Regions from separate parts of the Homo sapiens genome. Here all the other regions are linked to region 7. A link is a loop called in an ENCODE intact Hi-C map of the cell type or tissue named here. Cell type or tissue: mammary epithelial cell. All regions are shown on one strand. Region 1 has its middle 30 kb from the start of TARS1. Region 2 overlaps ADAMTS12 (ADAM metallopeptidase with thrombospondin type 1 motif 12). Region 3 overlaps TARS1-DT (TARS1 divergent transcript). Region 4 overlaps ADAMTS12 (ADAM metallopeptidase with thrombospondin type 1 motif 12). Region 5 overlaps ADAMTS12 (ADAM metallopeptidase with thrombospondin type 1 motif 12). Region 6 overlaps ADAMTS12 (ADAM metallopeptidase with thrombospondin type 1 motif 12). Region 7 holds the start of RXFP3 (relaxin family peptide receptor 3).

The links. A loop is a pair of places that touch in the nucleus more often than their neighbours do. Peaks named below come from ENCODE experiments on the same cell type or tissue, not always from the same donor. Only the 100,000 strongest peaks of a DNase experiment are listed, where the experiment ranks them.
Region 1: a loop joins it to region 7, with 8 times the contacts of the local background. A loop is called at or near these places in 30 of 110 quality-filtered maps.
Region 2: it touches region 7 in a loop (3-fold over the local background); 4 of 110 quality-filtered maps call a loop at or near these places.
Region 3: a loop joins it to region 7, with 12 times the contacts of the local background. A loop is called at or near these places in 78 of 110 quality-filtered maps.
Region 4: it touches region 7 in a loop (19-fold over the local background); 16 of 110 quality-filtered maps call a loop at or near these places.
Region 5: it touches region 7 in a loop (2.6-fold over the local background); 3 of 110 quality-filtered maps call a loop at or near these places.
Region 6: a loop joins it to region 7, with 3 times the contacts of the local background. A loop is called at or near these places in 4 of 110 quality-filtered maps.

Annotation. Positions count from the first base shown.
Region 1 is chr5:33,468,680-33,472,679 of GRCh38, reverse strand. No RefSeq gene overlaps it. Among named protein-coding and RNA genes, the nearest start is that of TARS1, 30 kb to the right of the region's middle. In mammary epithelial cell, a CTCF peak has its summit at 1,927 (motif pointing left); no DNase peak of the experiment used is centred here.
Region 2 is chr5:33,745,257-33,749,256 of GRCh38, reverse strand. The region is part of intron 3 of ADAMTS12 (ADAM metallopeptidase with thrombospondin type 1 motif 12); the gene reads left to right. Among named protein-coding and RNA genes, the nearest start is that of ADAMTS12, 140 kb to the left of the region's middle. In mammary epithelial cell, no CTCF peak of the experiment used is centred here; no DNase peak of the experiment used is centred here.
Region 3 is chr5:33,433,951-33,437,950 of GRCh38, reverse strand. All of the region lies in intron 1 of TARS1-DT (TARS1 divergent transcript), which reads left to right. Among named protein-coding and RNA genes, the nearest start is that of TARS1-DT, 4.7 kb to the left of the region's middle. RefSeq lists a silencer at 1,925-1,974. In mammary epithelial cell, a CTCF peak has its summit at 1,885 (motif pointing left); a DNase peak (open chromatin) is centred at 1,880.
Region 4 is chr5:33,586,612-33,590,611 of GRCh38, reverse strand. It overlaps ADAMTS12 (ADAM metallopeptidase with thrombospondin type 1 motif 12), which reads left to right. Exons shown (of 24, transcript NM_030955.4): 18 at 1,803-2,013. Among named protein-coding and RNA genes, the nearest start is that of TARS1, 150 kb to the right of the region's middle. RefSeq lists a silencer at 1,707-1,756. In mammary epithelial cell, a CTCF peak has its summit at 1,671 (motif pointing left); no DNase peak of the experiment used is centred here.
Region 5 is chr5:33,647,804-33,651,803 of GRCh38, reverse strand. ADAMTS12 (ADAM metallopeptidase with thrombospondin type 1 motif 12) reads left to right here. Exons shown (of 24, transcript NM_030955.4): 8 at 2,107-2,250; 9 at 2,838-2,982. Among named protein-coding and RNA genes, the nearest start is that of TARS1, 210 kb to the right of the region's middle. In mammary epithelial cell, no CTCF peak of the experiment used is centred here; DNase peaks (open chromatin) are centred at 653 and 1,793; H3K27ac peaks cover 1,624 bases.
Region 6 is chr5:33,609,679-33,613,678 of GRCh38, reverse strand. The region is part of intron 16 of ADAMTS12 (ADAM metallopeptidase with thrombospondin type 1 motif 12); the gene reads left to right. Among named protein-coding and RNA genes, the nearest start is that of TARS1, 170 kb to the right of the region's middle. RefSeq lists an enhancer at 340-1,539. In mammary epithelial cell, no CTCF peak of the experiment used is centred here; a DNase peak (open chromatin) is centred at 1,568; H3K27ac peaks cover 309 bases.
Region 7 is chr5:33,933,223-33,937,222 of GRCh38, reverse strand. It overlaps RXFP3 (relaxin family peptide receptor 3), which reads right to left and starts at 837. Exons shown (of 1, transcript NM_016568.3): 1 at 1-837. The coding sequence starts at 482. In mammary epithelial cell, CTCF peaks have their summits at 1,109 and 2,323 (motif pointing right); DNase peaks (open chromatin) are centred at 1,072 and 2,352; H3K4me3 peaks cover 467 bases; H3K27me3 peaks cover 1,051 bases.

The DNA.
Region 1 (4,000 bases), 460 kb after region 7:
ATCCCTTAAAATAGAACACCTAAATAATAGAAGGCCCATTAAGGAGAGAACAAGGTAGGGAAGGAAACCACCAAAGACTAAATACAAAAGTATTTAGAACTGAAAGATCCAGGTCTCCAGAATGAAGACTGCTCACCACGACGGAAGGCAAAAGACTGACACAGTCATGAAATTTTAGAATATTAGGCCCAAGAAAAGACATCTAAATCTTTCAGAGAAAAAAAATGACTGGTGGCATACAAAGGTATGAAAATAAAAACGGCTTCCTCATAAAAACACAGGAAGGCAGAGGAAAATGGGGGCAATTTCTTCCAAATGTTAAGAAAAAAAGTCATTGTGTTGCCAAGGCTGGTCTTGAACTCCTAGCCTCAAGCAATCCTCCTCCTTCAGCCTCCCAAAGTTCTGGGATTATAGGCATGAGCCACTGTACCCAGCCACAAAGAAAACATTTTACTGTATTATTTATTTATTTTTCAAACAGGGTCTTGCGCCCAGGCTGGAGTACAGAGGCATGATCTCAGCTCATTGCCACCTCCACCTCCTGGTTCCAAGCAATCCTCTCACCTCAGTCTCCTGAATAGCTGGGACTACAGGTGCATGCTACCATGCCCGGCTAATTTTTTATATTTTTGGTAGAGACGGGGTTTTGCCATGTTGCCCAGGCTGGTCTCGAACTCCTGAGCTCATGCAATTTGCCCACCGTGGCCTCCCAAGGTGCTGGGATTACAGAAGTGAACCATTACACCCAGCCAAAGAAAACATTTTTTATTTTTTATTTTTGAGACAGGGTCTCACTCTGTCACCCAGGCTGGAGTGAAGTGGCACAATCTCGGCTCACTGCAACTTCTGCCTCCTAGGTCCAAGCGATTCTCCTGCCTCAGCCTCCCAAGTAGCTGGGGTTACAGACATGCGCCACCATGGCCTGGCTAATTTTTATATTTTGCGTAGAGACGAGGAATCACCACGTTGGCCAGGCTGGTCTTGAACTCCTGGCCTCAAGTGATCCACCCACTTTGGTCTCCCAAAGTGCTGGGATTACAGACACGAGCCACCATGCCTGGCCTAAAGAAAACATTTTAAAAGAAAAGAATGATTATTAACTCCAATAACTCATACAGAAAAGTACTTTAAAAAAAAGTAATCATAGAATACAATACTACGTGGCTTATTAGAGCATAATATTTATGGTCATAATAACAAAGGCACCTAATATGGATTTCACAAAAAATTGAGATATGACATCATAAGGATGGAGGGAAGAAATAGATTGTGAAATAAATTCCTCATTTTCTGAAACAGGAAGTCAAGAGAGGGGTTCTAAGAGTAATGAAAAAAGAGACAGCAACAATCAGGCATAGTGGCTCACTCCTGCAATCTCAACTATGTTGGGGGCTGAAGTGGGAAGATCATTTGAGGCCAGGAGTTCAAGACTAGCCTGGGCAACGCAGTGAGATCCCATCTCTATAAATAAAAAGTCAAAAAAATTAGCCAGGCATGGTGGTATATACCTGTAGTCCCAGCTACTTGGGAGGCTGAGGCAGGAGGACTGCTTGAGCTAAGGAGTTTGACGCTGCAGTGAGCTATGAGCCACCACACTGTGGCCTGGGCATCGCTATTAAAAATAATGAGATTGCAATAGTATTTAGAAATAGGAAAAGAGATATACACTGGTGTGTCTGAAAGTGGTTGCCTCAGCAAGAGGAAGAGAGATGGAGGTCAAAAGGACAAAAAGTTGGTTTCCTTATAAGCCTTTTTTCCCTATTTTTTATTTTTTATTTTTTTTTTAGGCAGAACAGAATAAGGACAGTCAGAGTGGGAATGACGGCCTTCTATTCAAAGTGTGTTTCTCAACATCAACTGGGAGCTTGTTAATACAGTGTCTCCAATCCAGCCCAGACCTACAGAATCAGCCTGCATTTTAACGCCATCTCCTGGTGATTCATATGGCCATTGTAATTTGAGAAGCATTTGTCTAGTAGTCACAGTGCAGGGGGCCTGAGATAAGGTGCAGGTGTCTATCGCTGTAGTAAAGGTGAGGAACTGAAGCAAGATTCATGAAGTACACAAGATTCTGAACTCAGCCCATCATTTGAGGTAACTTCACCCTTTACCCTTATACCTTCTTAACATCACTGCTGTATTTCTGGCAAGCCTTAATCTTGTTTCTCAAATTTCCTGCCCTGGTCATCACTTTTTTCACCATCTGGTTTGAGTTTTACCTCTCTACTTCGCAAAATCTATCTTTACAGATTTTGTCACGTGGCAGTTGCAGGTATTATTGTTCTCAAATTGTTCCTGTTTATTTAATTATCAAGACCATATAACTCACAATAGACTAGATGCTCAAGAAAGCTTAGCAATTGGGTTCTTTCAAATCTTCAAGTTATATGCCAGAACTGATGCATGAAGAACTGTAAGCAGATCAGTCTCCACTGTCCAGGAAAGGGAGGAAAACAAAATTACAGATAAGAACTTAGATGGCGTAAACCCACAATTATAGTAGCTCTTAGAGAGTGGTCCTGGGTGTGGTAGCTCTCACCTGTAATCACAGCACTTTGTGGGGCTGAGGCAGCAAGACTGCTTGAACCCACGAGTTTGAGACCAGCCTGGGCAACATAGTAGGAACCTCATCTCTACAAAAAATAAAACAAAAAAAAAATTAGCCAAGTGTGGTGGCATGCACCTGTAGTCCCAGCTACACGGGAGGCTGCCGTGGGAGGACCACTTGAATCCGGGAGTTTAAAGCAGCAGTGCGCCCTGACTGTGCCACTGCTCTCCAGCTTTGGTGACAGAGCAAGACCCTGTCTCAAAAAAAAAAAAAAAAAAAACCCCACACAAGAACCCTCCCATCAAGACAGTGGCCCTCTAATGATTCCACTAGAAGTGAGGACTAAGCTAAGTAGGTGTTAGTTAGATCAAGAGAAACCTTTGATTTCCAGTCCCACTAAACTATGTCTTTATTACACTTTTTTATCCCAAGTTTTGAAAGATTTATAAAGCTTCTCTAAATGTTGAGTCTGGTTTAAGTATAAAATTAAGTTTCTTTCAGACACATAAAAATTACAACTCTATCACAAAAGTTAATTTTAAAGCTGTTCAGAAGCAAGGCTTAATTATAAAGTTTCAAAAGAAAAGCCCTCTATGATTAAAGATCTTAGCTCCTTTATTAAAGTGAAAATTAATCTATGCAAATTAGCTTCTCTTTGAAGTGACCCTTGTGTATTAGTCAGGGTTCTCCAGAGAGACAGAATAGGATATATGTATATATGAAAGGAAATTTAGTAAGAATTGACTCACACAAGCACACGGTGAAGTCCCACGATAGGCTGTCTGCAAGCTAAGGAGCAAGGAAGCCAGTAGTGGTTCAGTCCGAGTCCAAGCCTCAAAAGCAGGGAAGCCGACAGTGCCATCTCCAGTCAATGGCCAAAGGCCAGAAGGCCCCTGGCAAACCACGGGTATAAGTCCAAGAGTCCAAAAGCTGAAGAACCTGGAGTCTGATGTCCAAGGGCAGGAATCATCCAGCACAGGAGAAAGATGAAAGCCAGAAGACTCAGCAAGCCAACTTAATCCCACTTTCTTCCACCCGCTTTGTTCTAGCTGCACTGGCAGCCGACTGGATGGTGCCCACGCACACAGAGGGTGTGTCTGCCTCTCCCAGGCCACTGACTCAAATGTCAATCTCTCTGGCAACACCCTCACAGACACACCCAGAAACAATAAAGGCATCCTTTAATCCAATCAAGTTGACACTTAGTATTAACCATCACACCTTGCAAACAAGCTATTTGAGATTATAGCACTGACAAGATGTTGCTTTTTAGGCTGGGCGTGGTGGCTCACACCTGTAATCCCAGCACTTTGGGAGACTGAGGCAGGTGGGTCTCTTTTATCCAGGAGTTTGATACCAGCCTGGGCAACATGATGAAACCATCTCTATAGAAAATACAAACATCAGCCAGGCATGGTGGCACATGTCTTTAGTCCCACCTACTTGGGAGGC
Region 2 (4,000 bases), 190 kb after region 7:
CTTGTTTCATCAATAATTCTCACAAGCCCTATTAGAATAGGTATTCCCTCCCCAGTCAGTGTGTAACAGAGGGTTCAATGCAAAGTAGGAATTCAGTAAGTCATCAAAAAGGAACTGACAAAGAGTATTTCATAGCCAAGAAGATGAAACTAGAGTATATTAGTGTCTAATATATATGTCACTCATGGAAAGAAAAAAGAAACATGCCTTTTCCAAATATTGAAGTATCAACTGTGTGTGATCATCTCTCTTCCTCAGACAATATGTGTAATGCATAGTTACTGTTTAAACAGTAGCTAGAGATCCAAGAATTGCTAATGTGCTTGTGAATATTCTTAAACTACACATGACGTTTAAAATTTTTAAATCTTGGTGTAATGAAATGTTCTTGGCCTTGCTGAACCAGGTCATTGCAGTGTTCTTATACCATATTGCCCTGCAGAGAGAACAGAATTAACTGACAGTGGTGGTGTCATTAACCAACATTAAAGTACATTTCATGCTTAGGTCAGTTGATGTTGCCAGACTGAATTACTGTGATTATATGAAAAAAAGATCACCTTTACCATATATGGAGCATTTTGCTTTTGTAACGTTCAAAGAGGAACACTCTAGATATTGAAGAAAGATGTAATTTAAAAGTACCCTAGTGCTTCAAGAGAGAAAGGATATCAATTCATTTCTCCTAAAATCTGTCCTTTCACTCATTTTTATTTCCCACATAGAAAGGTGCCCAAATGTCACAATATGACTTAATTTCTGTTTTCCAGGCCTTTAATGTGATGCTATTTTGTTTTTGATTTTCTCAATTTTAACTATGTTTTCTTAAGTTGTTATGCTAGTTTTGTTTGCTTTTCTAAGCCTTATGTTTGCTAAGCCCTGCTGCAATTCTTGTTTCCTCTAAGATCGACTTTCTAGAATCTATGGTAAACAGTGGGAAAATAAAGCTTCCCTGAATTAAATCCAGGGGAAATTTCAAAACCTCATTTTATCAACGATGACAAGCTCCTTTCTCTAAGGCTTTTTGGTGAGAACATGATCACACTGGGATTTGAGTGGTGTTAGGTGGAAGTCTCTGTGGGAACTTTTGTTCCAGAAATCTGGGGAAGAAGAATTAACACTGGTCAGATCAATCAGATGAGAACAGATACTGGGTCATCTATGGCAGAAAAGGGTCCTGGCAGGTAAGGTCAGAGTCTGGGATTTCATGCATTAGAACTCTAGGCTAGAAAAACAGGGTCTGGCTCCTGGCATACATGCTTGTGTTCAAAATTTATTCATTCATTCAACAAATATCCATTAGGTATCTTCTTTGCGCCAGGTTTTTCCTAGGTTCTTTGGGTAGAATTGTAAATAGAATATACCTCTTTGTCTGAAGCACTGACAGCTTGGATATAGGACATGAGTAAGTAGAGATCTAGTCCTGGTTTTATCTTTATAATATATAGTAAGACTAACAAGAGATTTGGAATCTTAATGCATGTTTTATACCTTTTGCTACTCAATATTGGGTTGCTAGGACATGTAGCTATAATTCATTCATTTTCTCTTCTGTAGTTTTTCCATCTCATGAATCTTTCACACTCGATCCAATCTCCTTTGAGTAGATCTGAACTGCTTTCAGGCTTGGACTATTATACATTATGTTGAAAAGAACCTTCTTGTCCATATTTCCTAGTACACAGGTTCATAGATATTCCCAGTACTGGGTTCATTCCACCCAGTAGTGGAATGAAATTAGTAACCAATAAGATAAATACATCTATGACTTTAACAGATAATGCAAAATTGTTCAAGAACAGTGAATGAGAGTTCCCATTTTCCCATATTATATCTAGTACTTGGCATTCTCACTTTTACATGTAGTTAGTCTGGTGAATATGAAGTGGTATCTCATTATGTTTAATGTTAAAGTCACACATATCCTGTTGTGAATTAGGGCCCTAATCTATGGGCCCTAAATCTATGGCTTGTGGCTATAGATTCTCAATGAATAGTTGTCTCCCCTGGACCCAGAGTCAAGGCCCACTTTATTTGCTTACTTTACTTACTTTGTTTGCTTGTTTTCTGTTTTCCTTTTTCGCTTAGTCCCTAGACTGACTTTTAACCCTATGAGTCCTAATGTCTTTTTTCCCCGGAGCAAAAATAGGGAGCAGCACATATCCCAGATGAGCTACCAGTGCCATGTGCCAGTCAGGGGTTCAATCAGATAAGAACAACCAGTAGGAAATATATATTAAGAAATTCATTGCAAGAAATTGGCTCATGCAGTAGTGGGGGCTGGCTAGGCAAGTCCCAAATTCATGGGCAGGCCATCCAAAAGGGCAGGTTAGAACTCTTGGGCACAGGCTGAAACAGCTGTGCTCAAAAAAGACAACATTTCTTCTTCTGGAAAGCCTCAGCTCTGCTCTAGACCCAGTTCTGCTTTTCGACTGATTAAATCAGGCCTGCTACATTATGAAGAGTAATTTTCCTTACTAACAGCCAACTGATTATAGGCTTTAATCACATCTACAAAATGCCTTCCTAGCAACACCCAGATTAGTGTTTGATTGAATAACGGGGACTGCAGCCTAACCATGTTGACACATAAAGAACATCATCATGCTGCATCTTTTACTTTTCTCCCTGAATTGTTTTGCTTAATTTTTTTCTACTTTTGGCCTCTGAGGATTTCTTCTTTCTTTCATGTTTTACTATTGTTAGGGGCTTAATACTGGAGGATGTTTAAGAATATCTTGTCTATTGCACGAAATCAAAGCCTCAAGTAAACTTCTTATTTAAGACATTCGGAAATTGTGAGATGCTTTTTAAAAATTACATGCTCTAATATAAATAAATGTAAATGGTATAATACCATTAACACTAGCTCCTTGGAATTTATTAGCTTGTCAGATCACCAATCTGATAAATCAGAACAAAGTTATAAACTTGGGGGATATTTATAATTTTGTTCTGATTTCATGGAAATCCAGTGAGTTGAAGATTCTAAGTGACCACCATACTCCACATTGAGTTTAACATGTACTCAGTAGATGGTACTATTGGAATTGGCTAACACAAACACTTCTTGACACAACCTGCCTGAGTCTTGTCTTGAATTTCTTGATTACTTGATTGCCTTGTGAATAGAGGTGGCTTCACAGTAGTTTGTGCTTTGCTTTGCTATGAGATAGCGAACATTTTAATTATTGCTCTATATTTGTTTTTTATTTTTTCTTCTGTTTTTTGGAGGGGTGGCATGTGCATATATGTTATTATTATTATCTGCCGTAAGAACTGGTGGGAGGATTGATAAAGTGCTTCAAGATTTTACTAACGAGAGGGATGAAAAGACTGTTGGTGAAAATTTGGGGAAATGCTTAATGCATGAATGTATAGGGAGATAAAATAATAACCCTATTAGTTTTGTTTGCTTAATAAAATTCGAGACCAACACTTTAGGTACTCAGAGTGCCAGAGGCCTCAGCACAATTTCTCTGTAGCTCTGAGATACTCAGTTTTTTTTTAAAGCCTTTTTTCATTAACCAGCCTTCATGCAAATAATCTTCTTCTTTGCATTTCCTCAGCACTGGATAGTCTTTTGGTATGTTCCTTCATCACTTCAGGTGTCTGGGTTTCCATGCCCCAATAAGGAGACGGCTCTCCAGGAAACACAACATCTGCTTGTCTTATCTCCTCCAGGATGCTCTGTGCTGAGCCCATCCTGTCACAGTGGCAGAGGCTGCAGAACTGAACTAGAACAGCCAAGAGCACTGTGGGAGGCATTCTAAGGTGGGAGGGTGCCTTTGGAACAATATGAGCAAAGGATCAGTTTCACCTGATAGATGGTTCTTTTGTAGGACAGAAAGTCTTAATACTAAATAAATGTTACTTGATGTGTTCACTATCTAAGCTCTCTGGCATTTCCCACAACTCTGCAGGGCAATGAATAAGTAGCTTTGAGTTTTCCCTTCATCATTCCTGTGCTGCCATCTGCCTTGGGTGGAGGCAGGAGGAG
Region 3 (4,000 bases), 500 kb after region 7:
AGCAAGGTTTGGAAAATTACCTCTTTATTTGTATTATAAAAGAAGTCAAAACCCCTTTACTAACTAGATCTAGAAGAAAGTTTATGATGAGAGTAGATTATTAGTAGTGCTTGATATTCCAGGAGTTATGTACAATTTTAATAGGCTTAAATAGACCAAACTAACTCCCCACATTTAAATTAGAATGAGAATCAATAGGATCTAATCTTACCTTTTAATGTAAAACAATTTAATTATGCTCATTAGACACATTTGCCTGAATTGTATCTTAATTTTAACTAAGTATAATGAAAACCAGAGAGATCAAGATTCCTGAATTTGCTGGATGCAGAAAATGATAGGCTAACAATTATATTTAACTGCTATATAACATTGTTTCTAGCAGCTTCTCTTAACTCTTTGTTCTCTTTCAACTTTAAAAACAGTCCTCATTTAAGTATGGCAAAAAGAAAAAGCAGAAGGCGTTTCTTTTTTTAAATATATTTTTATTATACTTTAAGTTCTAGGGTACATGTGCACAACGTGCAGGTTTGTTACATATGTATACATGTGCCATGTTGGTGTGCTGCACCCATTAACTCGTCATTTACATTAGTTATATCTCCTAATGCTATCCCTCCCCCGTCCCCCAACCCCACAACAGGCCCCGGTGTGTGATGTTCCCCTTCCAGTGTCCAGGTGTTCCCATTGTTCAATTCCCACCTATGAGTGAGGACATGCGGTGTTTGGTTTTTTGTCCTTATGATAGTTTGCTGAGAATGATGGTTTCCAGCTTCATCCATGTCCCTACAAAGGACATGAACTCATCATTTTTTATGGCTGCATAGTATTCCATGGTGTATATGTGCCATATTTTCTTAATCCAGTCTATCATTGTTGGACATTTGGGTTGGTTCCAAGTCTTTGCTATTGTGAATAGTGCTGCAATAAACATACGTGTGCATGTGTCTTTATAGCAGCATGATTTATAATCCTTTGAGTATATACCCAGTAATGGGATGGCTGGGTCAAATGGTATTTCTAGTTCTAGATCCCTGAGGAATCGCCACACTGTCTTCCACAATGGTTGAACTAGTTTACAGTCCCACCAGCAGTATAAAAGTGTTCCTGTTTCTCCACGTCCTCTCCAGCACCTGATCTTTGACAAACCTGACAAAAACAAGAAATGGGGAAAGGATTTCCTATTTAACAAATGGTGCTGGGAAAACTGGCTAGCCATATGTAGAAAGCTGAAACTGGATCCCTTCCTTACACCTTATACAACAATTAATTCAAGATGGATTAAAGACTTAAATATTAGACCTAAAACCATAAAAACCCTAGAAGAAAACCTAGGCAATACCATTTAGGACATAGGCATGGGCAAGGACTTCATGTCTAAAAACACCAAAAGCAATGGCAACAAAAGCCAAAATTGACAAATGGGATCTCATTAAACTAAAGAGCTTCTGCACAGCAAAAGAAACTACCATCAGAGTGAACAGGCAACCTACAGAATGGGAGAAAATTTTTGCAATCTACTCATCTGGCAAAGGGCTAATATCCAGAATCTACAAAGAACTCAAACAAATTTACAAGAAGAAAACAACCCCATCAACAAATGGGCGAAGGATATGAACAGACACTTCTTAAAAGAAGACATTTTTGCAGCCAACAGACACATGAAAAAATGCTCATCATCACTTGCCATCAGAGAAATGCAAATCGAAACCACAATGAGATACCATCTGACACCAGTTAGAATGGTGATCATTAAAAAGTCAGGAAACAACAGGTGCAGAAGGCATTTCTAACAGGTTGACTGTGGTGCAGGAACATAGGGGAAGAATGTAATGAGTTGCTAGTGTGGGAACCTCGCAGAGGTATCCCTGTGGCACAGTGCCCTCTGGTGTTAGGAAGGTGTTCTTTCACTATGTGTTTAGAGCTAAGCAAAGATCACGGGAGCGTCCAACACATCTCAGACCTAAAGCACAAAACACTGTTATACAACTTTTGTGTATTTGCCAACAAAAAAAAACTTCTGATTTACTCCCAGTGTTATAATTTATGCCCACTGTATTAACCCGTTCTCTGCTATGAAGAAATACCTGAGACTGGGTAATTTATAAAGGAAAGAAGTTGAATTGACTCACAGTTCTGCATGGCTGGGGAAGCATTAGGAAATTTCCAATCATGGCAGAAGGTACCTCTTCACAGAGCAGCAGGAGAGAAAATGAGTGCCAGCAGGGGAAATGTCAGACACTTATAAAACCATCCGATCTCATGAGACTCACTCGTTATCAGGAGAACAGCATGGGGGAAACTGCCCCGTGATGCAATTACCTACACCTGGTCCCACCCTTGACACATGGGGATTATGGTGATTACAATTCAAGATGAGATTTTGGGTGGGGACACAGCCAAACCATATCACCAACTACCCTACATGCTTTAAAAATTTTTTACATTATTTTATTTTTTTTATTTTATTTTATTTTTTAGAGACAAGGTCTTGCTTTGTTGCCCAGCTAGTCTCAAACTCCTGGCCTCAAATGATCCTCTCACCTTGGCCTCTCATGCTGGGATTATAGGTGTGAACCACCACACTGGCCTCCTACATACTTTTTAGGAAAGTGGCTGTCAATAGCTCTGCCTTGAGAAGTGAAGCAAAATTATGTGATATGCTACAAATAATGTTACAAATAATAGAAGTTTGTACATAACCATCTCTCTATGGGTTTGGGGCAAAAGAGTCTTCTTCATTATCAATCCTTAATTACTCATTTGAATAATTTTTGCTTCTGGTTCCTACAACCTTGGGCTGGATGATTTTGAAGAAACTAATCCCTGAGGGAAGAATGCTTCTATCAGGGGCATAGTCATGGTTCTGATCAACTGGCCTAAGAGTACACCCTATGTGGGGCTTCACGTACTGCTACACTCACAGGCAGAATTGGGATTGTTTTTCTGGCCAGAGTGATTGATCCTGATTACAAGAGGACAAATGGGTTTCTTCTACATAAAGGAGAGTTTTGTCAAGAACCCAGGAGATTCGTTGAGACATTTTTTAGTACTTCCTTGTCTAATATTCTGCTGTTGGAAAACTCTGGGAACCCAACAAAGACAAGGAAGGAAGGAAGGTTTGGGCTATCCTTCTAGGTAAAGAACCCAGTCTAGCGAGGTCCTGACAAAGGCTAAGGGTAACTTGAATAGGTGCTAGAAGAACAGAGTTATACAATATTAGCTACATAATTTGCAGAACCCAATGCAAAATAAAAATGTAGGGCTCCTTGTTAATTTCAATCTATTTAATAGGCACAGTGGAGCAGCAACTAAGTGTAGAGCGCGCTTCTAAGTATTGAGTCCTGTGTGACTCCCCAGGTTGTGCATCCATGGAGCTGGTGCTAGTGCTATGATTGCTAAATTAGCCCTCATGACCAGAAAGAAGTATGGCCTGTAGAAGTTATGTTTTTTGTTACTTTTTTTTCCACTCCCCCAACTTTTCCTTATATATGTATCATATATAAAGAATACTAGGAGTGGCTAACTTTTTACTTCTCGTGAGGGAATATGATTGAATCAAGATCACTCCATGATGATACACATTCTGAAGGGACTTCATGTGTCCCTTGTGTTGGAGGCACACACTTTTCATGTGGATGAAAAGCTATAGAGGATGTTGAAGGGGAAAAGGTGTGGCCTGTACCAATGGACTGCTGGGCCATTGGCCTCCAGTTGCTTCCAGCCAGTGAGACCCTCAGCAGGAGTTGGGAGGGAAGAAAACAAAATCAGGACATGTATACCCCTGGCTCTTCCCAGGAGGAGGTTGCCTTGTGCTGCTGATGTTTCACAACCAAAGGTCACTGCTGATCTCATAGCAATAACTACAGAACACTTCCCTTCTAGGTTCCAGCAAATGCTGGCTACCCTCACCCTGCCTGGCCTACATGTGGTTACAGATTTCCCACAATTACTATTTGTAGGATCCTGACTCCCTATACTTCTCATCTGTTTTAAATAA
Region 4 (4,000 bases), 350 kb after region 7:
TGGAGATTGGATGGCCAAGATTGGAGGTTCATTTGATCTGGCGGGGGTCTTCTTGCTGCATCCTCATAAGGCTGAAGGAGGAAGGGCAACAGAGGACAAACGTTCATGTCCTCATACAGAAGAGTGAGAGGGAGTAAACCACTCCCAAATCCTTTTCCAAGTGGCCTTAATCCATTCATGATGGTAAAGCCCTCACGATCTAAACACCTCCCATCAGATCCCACCTCCCAACACTGTTATATTGAGGATTAAGTTTCTAACACATATGTTTTGGGGAACACATTCAGACTATAGCAAAATCACAGGCAATATGTCCCCTAAGGGACTGTAGAGAAAACTCCAAGAAGAGAAAACAAGAACGTCTATTATCACTTTGCAGTAATACAGCTGAAAGCCCTGTAGCAAGTACTTAGATAAATTAGGCTTTCAACCAACTCAGATTAAGACCTTTTCAGAATGGCATTTTATATATTCCCTTGGCCTGCCCTCCTTTAGAAAAGTCAGAGGCAGGACAAAGTAATTAGATTAATACAGTGGGGCACTTATTTGGTTTCACATCATACTGTTCCAATATTATTAGCTCTTTATCCACTGATGTTAAACACCAAAGAATAAATAAGTAATCTCAATTACTTATTAAATGAAGAATATGATTGAATTGAGGAATTGCTTTCTTCTGATATTTTTAACTTGAGATTAAAAGTGTCACAATCAAAAGAAATTCTACATAAATAAATCTAATATTTAGTAAATAAAAATAAAAGTAAAAAGTTTTATCTTCAAAATTACCAAAATTCAATGCTGTCTCAAGTCAGGAGGCTTTCCTGAAGTCAGGAATGAAGGACTTCCCCCAGTGTACTATTTTCCCATGAAAAATAGAAGTGCCCCACTTGTTACTATATGAAGGGATGGACAAGCGGGCTGTACACAGGAAAAATAATGGACACAAACCACACTGGGTGAAGACACTCAATCTGTCTTCGGTGTTGGGGAAGATTTGCACAATAATGGAGAAGATGGACAAGAGATGGCTCCCTGCCATTTTCAAAAGCTACTTTTATGTAACCAGTGGGCCCACATCCTAGATTATTGAGTAAAAAACGATTTTATTTATGTTTATTCTTTTTCTACTCATTTCTTATCAAAGGGACCAGTGAGAATATTAACAAGTAGACTGCAGGAGATAGGGAAAAAAATAAAGGCAATATCCCTGATTGATCGCCTCCTAAATAATTTAAAAATTTATGTTTAAGTAGCTACTTTACATTCAATTAAGAGCCAGGAGACCTAGAGTCTAATTGGACTCTTTTATTCAATAGCATGGTCAAAATAACAATAAATCATAACAAATGCTTGAGTTCTTGTTATATGTCAGGCTCTGTACTATGCACATTACATGAATTGGTCTTTCATTTCATGTACAACACAACACTCATATAAAGAAAATATATTTTCACACCCATTGAATAATGAGAAAGCGAGGCTTAAACTTGCTTAAAGTTGCACAGCAGAACCCTGGACCTCAGTTTTCTTCCTGAAAAGAGAGGGCATGCATATATATTTTTTTCTCATTCAAAAACATGCGTATTTAGCAACAGCTCATGCCAGGCGCCCTGCAGAGCTACGGAGCTATGATTGAAGACACGGTGGCCCTGTCTGCAGCACGCCCCCTAGTGGGTTGGAGTGTCTCCATGGCCCTTCCAGCCCTGTGATCTGCATTTCTGCCCCTGCTTTCTCAGTGGTTGAATGGAACATATGCGTAAGTTGGCGATCTTCTCTCACATATCCATGTTTGCCTGCAGGTGGTGGGCAGGGGAGTGGGAAGCATGCTCGGCGACATGCGGGCCCCACGGGGAGAAGAAGCGAACCGTGCTGTGCATCCAGACCATGGTCTCTGACGAGCAGGCTCTCCCGCCCACAGACTGCCAGCACCTGCTGAAGCCCAAGACCCTCCTTTCCTGCAACAGAGACATCCTGTGCCCCTCGGACTGGACAGTGGGCAACTGGAGTGAGGTGAGCTCAGGGCTCGGCGGGGAAACTGGCATTATTCAAGCTTCATCAGCCCCTGCCTTCCTTCTCATTATCCAATCCAAAGTGACCCTAGGTAAAATTGCAAAATAGCCAGTGTTCATCACCCCTGGCCTGTCTCCTGCCTTTCCTGTGTCCACTACTTATTTTCCATTCATAGGGGATCTTGCTCCCACTTGCTCAATGGTCAGCTTACTATCTGACAGGGGTGAGGTAGACCCCCCACTCCCAGTACAGGATCACAAAGACTAGTTAATAAATCATCAGAAGCTTGGCCAGGCCCATTGTTAAACCACTGGTAGCAGATAAGGGACCTCCCACACACCCCAAAAGTGGTTTATAAAACATTGACTGCACATCACTGTAGTTAACCCAAACCAAAAGAGTGTCGCTTGACACTGAGAAAAATCCCCTCAAATTATCCATCTATTCACCATGTGTCAAGTCCAAACCAGACCAAGGTTTCTAACATCTATTATCAGACACACAAGTTCAGATAAATGTTGCATTTTCCCAAAATTAATTTGATCTAATTATCTGACTATAATTGGAAATCAGTAAGCTGGAAGGTTATGAAAAGCTCTCTCAGGCTTTAATTTTCTTTGGGTCACTTTGGAATCTGGTTTCATCAGGCATTGTCATGTTCCCAGTTATTAGTGGAAGGCCCCAAAGTCTCCAAGGGCCTCAGCTCTGCTTCTCTATGTGCAGTTCAGTGAACAACCTAAGAATAACTAGAAAATACATGTTTTTTAAAAATTAACAGGCCAGAGTTTAGAGATGGATGCTGACTTTATCTTACGAGCTTCCTTGAGAAGCCGTATGCTTCCATGATAATGCTACCACTGGACAGGCACCTGTAATCCCAGCACTTTAGGAGGCCGAGGAAGGAGGATCACTTGAGCTTAGGAGTTTGAGACCAGCCCAAGCAACATGATGAAACACCATCTCTATGAAAAATACAATTAGCCAGTCATGGTGGCACATGCCTGTAGTCCCAGCTACTTGGGTGGCTGAGGCAGGAGGATCGCTTGAGACTGGGAGATCGAGGCTGTAGTGAGCTGATATCATGCCACTGTACTCCAGCCTAGGTGAGAAAGTGAGACCCTGTCTCAAAATAATAATAATAACAATAATGCCACCATTGCTCAGGATATTTTAGGAACTCCTGTGAGGACTCAGGAGAAAATGGAGAATATCTGATTCAGGAGAATGCCACAGAAAGTCAATTAGAATGGGGCCTGATGGATAAATGAATAATGTGATCAAAATCTTTGTGTTTAAAAAATATTTGATGATAAATATGTGACAGATTGCTTTTCACCTGCTCTGAAAGAAAAATTCTAAAATTTGTGTAAGCAAAGATACCATCTCTGAAGATACCTATTTGAAAGCAAAACACTCATTTAAATACAGCAGCTTTGATGAAACCTTATTTCCAAGACTCCCTTTTATTAGCTTATGTCACAGTTTAGGTTTATTTACCTTCTGAATCTGTACAGGATGTTCTCTTGGGCATCTAGGTGAAATTAAAAAAAAAAAAAGAAACAGAAAATATGGTCCCTAGATGGTAAGAACTTCCATCCAGTGGGAGAGATGGGATCCAGAAAAGAAAAAGAAAAAAGGAAAGGAAGGATAAAGATATGCATGCAAAGAAATATACCTACATACAAATATGGGTGTATTACTGATTCATGCACAGATGTATGTACACACATCAGTGATAAGCCATACATTCTTTTTGCTATTCCTGGGAGAGTATAATCACGGCATTTGGTTGGCCTGCCTTATTAGTCCACTGCAACCTAGGTTTCTGTGAATTACAGTGTTGTCAAAATAAGGCTGAATGGAGTATTGTGACTGGCCTATTAAATCTGTTTACCAAAAATGTGTTGGCCGCATCCAAAACTGTTAATAATTCTTGTCATGTAGAATTTACTAATTGCCAACATCTTAATGCTTTTTCAGAGGACTG
Region 5 (4,000 bases), 290 kb after region 7:
GGGAGAGTGGGAGGAGAATGAGTTGAAAAGTTACCTACTGGGTACAACGTTCACCATTTGGGTGATAGGTACACTAGAAGCCCAAACCTCAGTGTTATGCAATGTATCTATGTAAAAGACCTGCACATGTATCCCCCAAACTTATAAAAATAAAGAATAGAAAAAAACTGTTAAGGTGCCTCTCAGGTACTTCTTTTTTAGTTGTATAATTCTAATTAGCTGTGGATCAAACTAAGAAACATTGGCGAGATCAACGAAATGGCCTGGGACAGACCATAAGGAGAAAAATATATTAAAACAATATCCCAAGAAGACACCCATCATAGTTTAATAACAAAGATATCCCTTTGTTTTTTGCACACTTGTTTGTTTCATCACTGATTGTGTATAATGCAAAAGAGAAAGTAACTTGTGCTATCACCCAAGTGAATAATTTTACTTTTATTTTGAGAGAAAACTTAAAAATCCATTTGTGAGGGCCCTAGATTATATGGCTTGGTGTATCGACATATCCACAGATAAGAAGATCATTATTCATGTAGGTTTTTAGAACCTTGCTTGCAGTTTAGGATTTTAACTACTGAACAGTCAAACTTGTAGAGTACCTCATGCTCTGGGTGGGGCTGGATTTGTAGCAGGCTAGGGAAAACCTGCTCAGAAGGAAGCTTTCGTTGAACCACATTCTTTGTGGGTGTGTGGTAAGAGCTTTGTACATTGATTCTCTGACTCCTTTGTGAGTTTTATATTCATGTGGAATGTGATTAGAGTTTGTTAAGTACATTGATAATACCATAATGCATGAAAACACAAGAAAATCTCCAAATCCCCCAAAGACTCTTCTCAGCAAGAGTTGCTAATACTGATCAGAAGGTTTCATTAAAGTTGGATATGAGCTTCCCAGTCAGACGAGTTGAATTTCACTACAAAGAGTAAAAGGTCATACAGATTTAGAAATTTAAGCCAATGTCTCCAGGTTTAAATGTCTAGTGTCTCAAAGTCCACCCCAGTGGAGAGAGTTCTGGGAATCTCAGAAAACGTCTTTGGGTGATCTTGAGAACGTGGCTTATAAACAAAGGCTTCTGAATTGTCTTCTTCCCTAGGCACCCTCGTGCCATGGTGGATGGTTAAGCTTTTCAAGGCCCTTAAAGGCTGCTTCACTGGGTCAGCCCTGGCAATGGAAGGTCAGGGAACAGACCAAGTGACACATGGACAAGAGTACTGTGTTAGGAGCCAAAGATCTGTGTCTGAAACCTAGTTTTACCACTAACAAGCTATATGATTGTTGACAAATCTCAAAGTCTAAACTTTTTCATATGGAAAAGGAAAATAAGCTAGATCATGATAAAAAGAAAACAAGAATGTTTTTTTAAAAAAATTCTATCCTTGGTGAAGCCCTTATTATCTGCCAGGTACCCTGTTAAATTGTTTTCAAACTTTATTCTATTCAGATCTCATTGTAGCACTAGGATGACTACCCCATCTTCTAGGAGAAGAAAATGAGGCAAGTTTTAATGATTTACAGGTCATTTAAGTGGCAAGGCTGGAGTTCAAATACAGATCATCTGTCTTAAAAATCCTGCTGTTAACACTGAATTAGGAGGACTCCTGTAGCAATAGTAGAAAGACATTGATCCCTCAAAGCTTGTAGGCTTTGACAAAGTCTCCCAGAGGCTTCTCCTTTCATGCTGTCTCTTAAATTCTGATGAAAAGGGAGAAGGAAGGTTTTGTTCTTTTGTGCTGTGCACTGTGGTTGCTGCAGCAGGAGAAAGCAAATAGCTGGGGGCAGGATTTGCCTTCCTGACTCCTGATTCATAGAAAGAAAGCCAGACAGAGCTCTTAGCCTTCTGCCAAGCAGAAGTTTCTGAATTAGCTGCATGACTCCCATGGATGCATATTTGAGGTAAAGCATGCCTACAATGCTCCCTGTCCTTTTTCATTTGAAAATTAGCTATGCCCCTCCGACTTCAAAGTCTCACTTTGCAAACAGTTGCCTTCTGTACAAACGTGGCTGTCTGTGAGTTATTACGCTCTTAGGGAAACTATGGTTTTTCTTCCTGTTTAATGCCTGCCTGCTGGCTCTTCTTGTGCTTGGTTCTTCCCTGCCAGCTTCGGCATCCAGCATGATGGGAAAGAAAATGACTGTGAGCCTGTGGGCAGACATCCGTACATCATGTCCCGCCAGCTCCAGTACGATCCCACTCCGCTGACATGGTCCAAGTGCAGCGAGGAGTACATCACCCGCTTCTTGGAGTAAGTGACAGTGTCTCATGACGCCCTCACCTGGGTCTCTTTAAATTGGAAGCTGCATTGAGTTTTACACAGAGAAGCTGATGCCTGGAAAAGGCTGGATTCCATCCCACAGGCCACCATGTCAGGGTGGCATCAGAAGGGGCGGATTTCACTTCTGCATTCTGATCCTGAGGTCTAGATGGGCTCTGCCCTCTTGTCACAGGCAGGTGAGCATCCTGTCCCATCCCAGATTGCTCCTGCCCCAAAATAGCTTTCTATGAGCCAATTATGAATTAAGTCCTTGGGAACTGGCAGGAACACCCAACAGAGATAAGAGTGGTCATTCAAACCTCATTGAGAGTAGGATAATGATTTTCTAATTTTACCATGGCTTGTATTTTCTAGATAAACTAAGCTTATGTTGTGGGATATGATTTGCATTTTCTTTAATAACTCCCATGATGGGCCTAGAGAGTTCTCTGCCTTGTAAAAAATAAAGTTGTCTTAAAGGACAAAGAGTAAACCAGAGGGAAGTTTCTGTTGAATGAAAGGCTGAAGGTAAAGGGAATCCTAAACAACTCCTCTCATTTCTGTTAACTTGTTTTCAGCCGAGGCTGGGGGTTCTGTCTTGATGACATACCTAAAAAGAAAGGCTTGAAGTCCAAGGTCATTGCCCCCGGAGTGATCTATGATGTTCACCACCAGTGCCAGCTACAATATGGACCCAATGCTACCTTCTGCCAGGAAGTAGAAGTAAGTGTACCTCTTGGTGGCTATATGCAGGGCTTCAGATCTCCAGCATGCTGAAGGAAGGGCCAGGACAATATTTGGAAATAACTGAACATCCAGACACAGAAATAGAAGCTTTATATTTAAGGCAAGGTGTGTCTGTAAGGGAAAACAATTAAGCTGGAATCACATGCCTTGACATTGCCACCTTGGTATTCTACGAAGCCTATATTCCATTGCAACTGGGTGGTGTTTGACACAGCTCCATAGTGATTTTCAGGATTCACAGTGATTCACACCTGCAGACTCCATAGCAACCAACTTAATCCCTAAAATTGCTCCCTTTCTTGAATTTCACATCTGGCTGAAGAGTACCAGCAGCTCCCAAGTTAGAAGTAGGATTTATTCACCAATTCATTCTTCTTGTTTATTTTCAACGTCCAAATAATAATTCAGGATTTGACACCGTACCTTCTGAAGAATCTGTAGCTCTGTTCTATCTTCTTCATTACCACTGTCACTGCCTCAATTCAGTCTCTCATCATCTTTCCTTGCTATCGTAATTATCTCCTACCTAGTCTCCCTCCTATTCAAATTGTTGCTCAAGTTATTTTTTAAAAACACAATGTAACCGTGGTCTACTCTGCTGTTAGGGTCCCCGCTGACCACAGGATAAAGTTCCACCTCCTTTTGAGGCAGTCCTTCGTGATTTGGAAATTGTCTACTCTCTGAACTCATCCCTTATAATGCAAAAGTATCTGTGTTAACACACACATATTGACGAGGCAAGTCTCGCTGAATCCCTGCCAGATTCTGTGCTATGTACAGAATAAGAAGAAAATATAAACACTCAAAAATTAATAAGACAAAGTCTCTGCCCTCGAGGAGCTCATGGTGGAGGAGGCAGGCATAAAAATTTTAATACAGTGAGATAAATTCAAAATGAAACAGAAAAAACTTAAAGGGGAAAGTAAATAACTGTGCTTAGACAGAACAAGCAAACTTAACAGAGAAGGTAAAGTTGATACAAAAATCCTCACCC
Region 6 (4,000 bases), 320 kb after region 7:
TTAGTAATTCAACACAATGAAGGTTGATTTTTAACCCACTGTATGCCTGAAGCAGGTTAGAAGACTCTGCTTCATTTCCTACATAAGACATACAAAACACATGGCTTCCAGCTTGCCCCGTAAGGAAAGAAAGATGGGAGAGGCACCCTGGCTCTGTTGACAGCCTTGGCCTGGAAGTGCTGCAAGTCACTTCCACTCACATCTCGTTGGTTGGCGTTAGTCACATGGGCACCATCTAACTGCAAAGGGAGGCTGGCAATTATGGAGGGGTACGTGGACATTTGAGGAGCATGGAATCTCTGCTGCAGTGCTGGATGAACTTTCCCAAGCCCTGTGAAGGCAGGGGTCAGGGCCTGCTGAATACTTGGGGCTATATCACTCATTTAGGGGGCTTTAGTAATATTGCCATATGCAAAAGCCTCTACCTCTCTTTCTCCTTTGGGTCACGTCCAAGTCTGTTCTGAAACTTCTTGCCTCTAGGCTGTAACTGCAACCTGCAAAACTAGGACAGCTGCAGAGTGATGTGCCAGAATTGGTGATGTAGCAAAAGGGAAGAAAACTGAAGCAAGTGAATGGAGCAGAAGACCATGGCCTACTCTCCCACAGGCTTCCCTCTCACATACCAGGTCTCTGCAGCACCTGCACTGGCTTTCCCACCCCTGAGAGTTGTGCACCATCAACCTTATAAACAATTTTTGTATTATCAACTTCTTTCTTTCCCCATTTCAGCACAGAAAGCCAAGGTTAGCTTTTAGAATTCATAAGAATAAAATTAAATTATGTGATATTTAACAATGCTAACTAACCCTCTGGAAATCTATCAAGGTCAAAGGTGCAGTCTGTGGCAGCAGCCATGAGTGGTGTTGATAGGAGAGTCAGTCCTGCCATTCCTACCACTGCCTCTAGCATTTCCAAACATACTGCCCACCACTGCTCAGGGTCGGGGACTGGGCTTGGAGTTAGGTGAAGGCAATTTAAGCAGAAAATAAGTGGGTGAAAAAAATTTCCCTTGAGGAGCAACAGGAGGAAAATGAAGTCATTGTGACTATAGATATAAATACTTTGTTGATTTGTCATCCCCTTTGTTCTCATCTTTCTATGAAGTACAAGTTTAAGCTCTAAGTCATTTGTCTCAGGGCACCATGGAATGAAACAGCCAGTGCTGATGGCAGGGACTCCTGAAAGAAACAAGAGAACATCCTCCACTCACTTCTGTTTCAAGATAGAATGGACCCTTTGCATCACACACACAATATTTCAGAACATCAGGAATCAAGAGATAAGTGGCTGATGTGTGCAGTGATCATAAAAAGACATCTGAAGTCAGCTAGGAAATTGGACATTCTCACCAGATGTAAATCAGACATTTGGTTTTGTTACAGCCTAAGCCTTCAGCAGCACTTCCACCTACCTAGGTAAATGTCACTCTGATTACTAAGCCTTAATGGGAAAGATCACAATGCTCACATGCTCACCTGAACTTCAGCCACACTGTTTGTTTGAGTGAGGGCGAATCTTACTCTGGCAAAGGAGAAAGACAGCAGCATATCTACTGTAATACTCTCAAACATAGAGAATGAAATGCTATTATTCACACAGGACACACATTGCTAAATGTAACATTGGAAGGTTGCCTGAAACACTGAATCATTCAGTGATGGATTTTTATTTTATTTAGGCTAAAACTTTCTACACTGTAAAAGTAAGTTAAACACATTACTGAAACATGAAAAATTGTCACCACTCTAACACATGCACTTTTGCTACTTTGCTTTTCTTTCCTTTCAGTGCATTTTTTTCTAATCATAGATGTATATAGGTGTGTGTATATGGATGCATTTATGTACATTACACACATATTTTCACTTATCACAATACGGATACTTTTTCATGTGTTAGATAATCTTCATAGCTATCAATTTTAAGGATGCATTTAATTTGCTGAAAAGATAAAGTAAAATTTCCTTAACCAATTCCTTATTGCTGTTCTTCTGATGAGCATTTAGGGACCTGTGTAAAAAAATGGTCTCCTCAGTTTTAATTTCTGTGTGAAATTTCTAGGTTCAAAGAATATAAATATTCTGATAATTGACTTATACCAAATTACCAGATAATATTAACTTATTGCCAAATTGATTTCCATAGTAAATGGGTTACAAATAGGTGGCAGCAATCATTTTATTTTTTTAATTATTGTGTTATTTTCGTTTTACTGAGAAACATTTCAAACATATTAGCAAAATAGAGAATGTAGTAACAAATTCCTTTGTACTAACCACTCAGCTTTATTGCTCTTACCATTTTGTTTCAATCTTTACTATTAAAGACAAAAAAAAAAAAAGTCCCACAGCTACAATCAAGAAGCGCATTCCACATCCACTTCCTTCACTTTTTCCCCAGGGTTAACTAGGGTCGTGAAACTAGTGTTTATTATTCTCATGTATATGGTTAAATACTTTTACTATGCATATGTATAGCCATACACATTATATAGGATTGTTTCTCAGGCATTTAAGCTTTCTGCAAATAGTATCATATGCACTATACCATGCTTTGTCTTTTTTTTCCCTCAACATTATGCTTTTGAGGTAAATCCACATTGATTAAAGTAGCTCTAGTACTTTTTTTTTCTGTCACCCAGGCTGGAGTGGGATGGCACGATCTTGGCTCACTGAAACTTCTACCTCTGGGTTCGAGCGATCTCTTGCCTCAGCCTCCTGAGTAGCTGAGATTACAGGCATGCACCATCACATCCAGCTAATTTTTGTATTTTTAGTAGAGACAGGGTTTCACCATGTTGGCCAGGCTGGTCTCAAACTCCCAACCTCAAGTGATCCACCTGCCTCAGCCTCCCAAAGTGCTGGAATTACAGGCATGAGCCACTGTGCCCAGTCTCTCATACATTTATTTTAAGGGTTGTGTACTATTCCGTTCCGTGAATATATCATGATTTATTTATACATGCTACTATTTTGCAGCTATAAATATTTCTGCAATTCTGTAATGAATGCCTTATGATTATTCCCTCATTACCTCCGTATTTGGGCTTCTTTAATATGTCTACCTAAAAGTAAAATGCCTAGGTCATACAGTCTCCATATCATAGGAGTAAATCTGTGAACTCATAGGGTGCCGTGGAATATTTTAAATTTTCCAGGGAAACAATGAAATGTTAAAGGGAAACACAGCAGGAGTTAACATTTCTTGGACATCATGTGTCTACTACCTGCTCGAGGTAGTTCAAGGTTAGGTCATACTACATTCTTTTCAATGACATTCTATGTTTGTGAAACTGGTTTTTCAGTGGTTGCTGTGATTAAAAAATCAAGTACCTCCTGAAAATCGATGTGAAACCGGAAATATGGTGTCTCATTCCAAGATTTGAAAAGTTGTACAGTATCCAATAGAGGCACACACCTCATCAAGTCAATTTAAAATGAAACAAAAATACTATTTTGTTTTTCTTTTTTGTTGTTGCTGTTGTTGTTCGTTTGTTTGAGACAGAGTTTCATTCTTGTTGAACAGGCTGGAGCACAATGGCTCAATCTCGGCTCACCGCAACCTCCACCTCCCAGGTTCAAGTGATTCTCTCTTGTCTCAGCCTCCCGAGTAGCTGGGATTACAGGCATGCGCCACCATGCCTGGCTAATTTTGTATTTTTAGTAGAGACGGGGTTTCTCCATGTTGGTCAGGCGGGTCTCGAGCTCCTGACCTCAGGTGATCCGCCCACTTTGGCCTCCCAAAGTGCTGCAATTACAGGCATGAGCCACCATGCCTGGCCTGTTTTTCAATTTATATGTATTATTTTTTCAGATGGCTACTAAGTTGTTGGACCATAAATCTTTATTAAGACTGAATTATTTAATGAATGGAACTGTTAAATGTTTTATTTTGCATAGAGGCCACAAGAAAAATGACTGAAACATGAAGGGCAATATGAACCAAAAATGTTGCAAGTCTCTGTTCTAGTCTTTGCCTTGTCTTTTAAACTTTGTTTACG
Region 7 (4,000 bases):
ACCATGGACACGATCTTACACATGGCCTTGCCGAAGGGCCATTTGAAGTCAAGAGCGTTCTCCACCGCCCAGAAGGGCAGGGTGAGCACAAACTGAAAGTCCGTCAGCGCCAGGTTGGTGACGAAGAGGTTGATAGAGGACTTGCGCCAGCCCTGCATGCTCTTCATCAGGTAGAGAACCAGCAGGTTGCCCGCCAACCCCAGGGCGCACACCACCCAGTACACCACGCTGATGAGAATCCGCACCCGGGCCTCTGTGTCCGCGCTCTCTGCCCCGCCGCTGCCCGGGGGATGTCCTGGCGGCGCGCCGTCCGGCAACTCCAGCCCCAGCTCCCACCACAAGTCCGGAAGCTGCAGCGACGCGTTACCACTCGTGTTGGCCGCCTCCAGAAGGTCCGGGACCAGACTGAAGAGTTCTGCTAGCTTGTCCCCGCCTGCTGCCTTATTCATGGTGGCTATCGTGGCTGCATCGGCCATCTGCATGCGCAGGTACCTCTAGGTCATGTTCTGGGGGACAAGACCTAAGATAACACGGTTTACCCCAGTTTTGTTGCCAGGCTAGCCTGCGGGACGTGCGTGGGAGCTTTCAAAGCAGCTACTGAAGAGAGAGCCCAGGAACTGGGTACTAAGCGCGTCCTGGCGCGCAGCGAACGCCCTGGACGCAGGAGTTGAGCTCAGCGGCTGCTTTGGAGCAGAGTTGAGGAGTGCAGCCCGTAAGGCAAGCACTCGGCGTCCAAGGGTTCTCAGGCCAAGCTCGGAGTCCCTAGGTCCTTATGTACAACGCAGACTTCCCCTCTCCGTGTCCCGCGGTCACTGGGGCACTGGCGCATAACTCCCCCAGCCGCTCAATTGTGCGATTTGGGGCCGCTCGCTCCCTTTCAAATACCTTTATCCGTTTCCTCTGGGACTGCTTGGATGAGGTTTCCGTCCTTGGAGAGAAAGAGATCGTAGAGTTCCATCCACCACGCTCAGCTTCCTGGAGGTCAGTGGGTGTCTGCGTCTCTCCGCGGTTGTCAACTCCGGGTGGGTTGCCAGCGGCTCTCACCAGTTACGGTGGCACTTGCACGGCCAAGGCGGCGGGCCCCAAGGAGCATGCGTAATCCCGGGGCGCCGCGAGGGGCGCTTTCCGAGGTGCTGAACCCAGCCGCGCCCGCGCCGCGAGGGAGAGTTGAGCTGCAGGCAAAGCCCACCCGCCACTCCAGTTTTCCTCTCCAGAGTTTCAGCAGGAAGGGTCTTAAGAGTTTATTTTACAGCTGCAGGAGAAAGTCGGCTTTGACGTGAGTTTCTTCTTCCTTTCTTATTCCCAAACATTATGATTAGAAGTTTTTTTTTTCTTTCTTCCTCACTCCCACTTTTCACCGGAATTATTCCATTTGGTGAGGAATTGTTCTAAAAATATGAGCTATCCTGCTTACTTTCCTTCTTGAAAGTAATAACAGTGGCCTCTTTTCATGCTCAAATGAGATAATGGGTACTTATTGGATACACAAAGGACAGCTCCACCTCCCCTCTTTAATTAGCTGACCACTTACGCAGTACCTGTGTTTGTCAGGATTTTCAAAGGGTCTTCACATGGCAGAAGTCTGGGCTCAAGGGTTGCCCCTACTTTAATGTATTCTGAGAGGTGACACAAAAACAGAGCAAACAACTGATGGTCCTACTTCACAGAAATTAAATGCCCTAAGCCCAAAGCGCTTCAACAAATTGTTTGATCACATACAGGCCACAGTCTCTTTACCTAGATGCAAATAGAATAGAGGATACCACTGGGCTGATCGTGAACCACCAGCCCTCCTATTTCCATTACTGTTAGCATCAGGACTCTTTTTCAGGCGTTTTTCAGACCAATGGAAGTACATTCTAAGGACTCTTCCAAGGGAATGAGTGGAAACCACTTGAATTACTTCTCAAGCTTCAGTCTACATAAATGCCAGGTCAATCGCTCTGGTGTAAATTACACTTTTAGGATTTACTTTAAAATTTTGAAATGTTTTCCTCTTGGTCTGGGACTAAACTGAAACCAAAGTTTCTTAAGCATAATTGTCCTCACTCCTGGAGTACTACAGAACTCCCAGCTTTACTTAAGGAGATAAAGAGGATGCAACCTTCAAGCTGAGGAGATAAGAAACAGAAAAAGAAAGAAAGAGAAAAACGAAAAAGAAAGAAAGAAAGAAAGAAAGAAAGAAAGAAAGAAAGAAAGAAAAGAAAAGAAAGAGAAAAAGGAAAAAAGAAAAAAAAAGAAACAAGAAACAATCTTGATTCCAAAGGACTTTTAGCCCTGAAGAGCACACACCTTGCTACGGATGCTGCACAGCTCCGTCTTCCCACTAGAGGGAGTAAGGGCTTTAGTAAAAACCTAGCCAAACACAAACATCTCCTTTGATCAGTTCTTACCTGGAGATCACCCCTGCCCTGAGGATTCCTCCCAAAGCACAGGTTATTTCTATGGATGACTATTATCCTGGTTTTAGTAGCCTCACTTTCACACTCAGTTTTGACTTTATTTTTAACTGGTTATTTCTCCATCAATTTTCTCTCTCTCTTCATCTATGTCTCTATTTCTCTTTTCTAATATTTCAAGGGGCTGTTGAAACACAAGAAAAGCTGGGGCATACCCTGAAAGCTCTCTGCTGTTAAATTTTTGGTATGTTCACACCAATGACCTCCATCTAACACATACACAGCTTCTCAGTGCTTCTAGGCACACCCAGGAATATATCTACTTGGTCTGCTCCAAATCACATGTACATATTCATACTTTATGAAAAAATTATAGGGGCCTGATTCAATTCATCTCACATTCATTGGCCACTTACTCTTGCCAGGCACTGAGATAGGCTGAAAGACATAAGTCCTCTATTTTGAGCGTCTCTGGAATTCTTAATCTAGATGAGTGTGCAATCTACTAGTGTCTAAAACTATATTTTTTGTTTAGTTTTGTGCATGACTAAGTTATCTAGAATGTAATGATTCATGCCAGATAAGTGGACAATAATTTTACCTCTTTTATTATTTCCCTTTTTTTTTAAGGGGTGGGTAGGTAATAAATAGTTATACCTTGATGGGATATTCCAGTTTTAGGTTTTTTGGGAGGGGGTACTCTATGTTGGTATTTAAAGAAACCATAAAGGAGGAAGGGTGCAGAGCTTGTTATGTTACATATGTGGTCTGTTTTTCTGTTCCTCTTCTTACCAAAATTGAAACCAGGCTGTGATGGGGGCCTGGAGGAAAATCAGCATCAAGAAACTGTCTCTCATTCACAGTGGCAGGGTATGGGATCTTGAAACCTTTTTCTGGGCTTCTTTTGTGTTCCTGAAGCCATGTGGGCCATGCGAAGCCATGAGGACAGCATAAAATCATACTCTAGCATGTAACCATTGGGAGCCCATGATCATAGAAGGGAAGAAATCACCTGCTTTGGTCCAGCATTTTGCGGAGGAGGCTTGAAGAAATGAAGGTATTTACCAAGAATCTCACCACTAGGAAGGAGCCACACCCGGTCTAAAACATAGTCTTGACTCTTAAGTGATGTCTCTTGATCTATGCTCCATTTTCCAATTTGGATCTAAGTCTTCCATATTGTTTTTCAACACAGGGGTGGGTGGTAGGCTGAATAATGCCTCCCCCCACACACAAATATGTCCACATCCCATTTCCCAAGCCCTTGGATGTTACTTTATACAGCCAAAGGAACTTTGCAGCCACTAGAAGCTTAACTAAGCAAAAAGATGGATTCTCTCCTAAAGCCTCAAGAAGGAAACAGCTCTTCTGACATCTTGGCTTTACTCTAGTGAAACTGATTTTGAATCTCTGATCTCCAGAACTGTGAGAGAATAAATGTACCTTCTTTTAAGCCACAACATTTCTGCCCATGTGTTATAATAGCAATAGAAACTAGCATAGGGTGGGTACACAGCCTGGCTTGAACATAACCTAATGGGAAATGGAGCAATTCTGATTTGAACATGTTGGTTAATCTTAACACCGACTTTGTGCTAGAC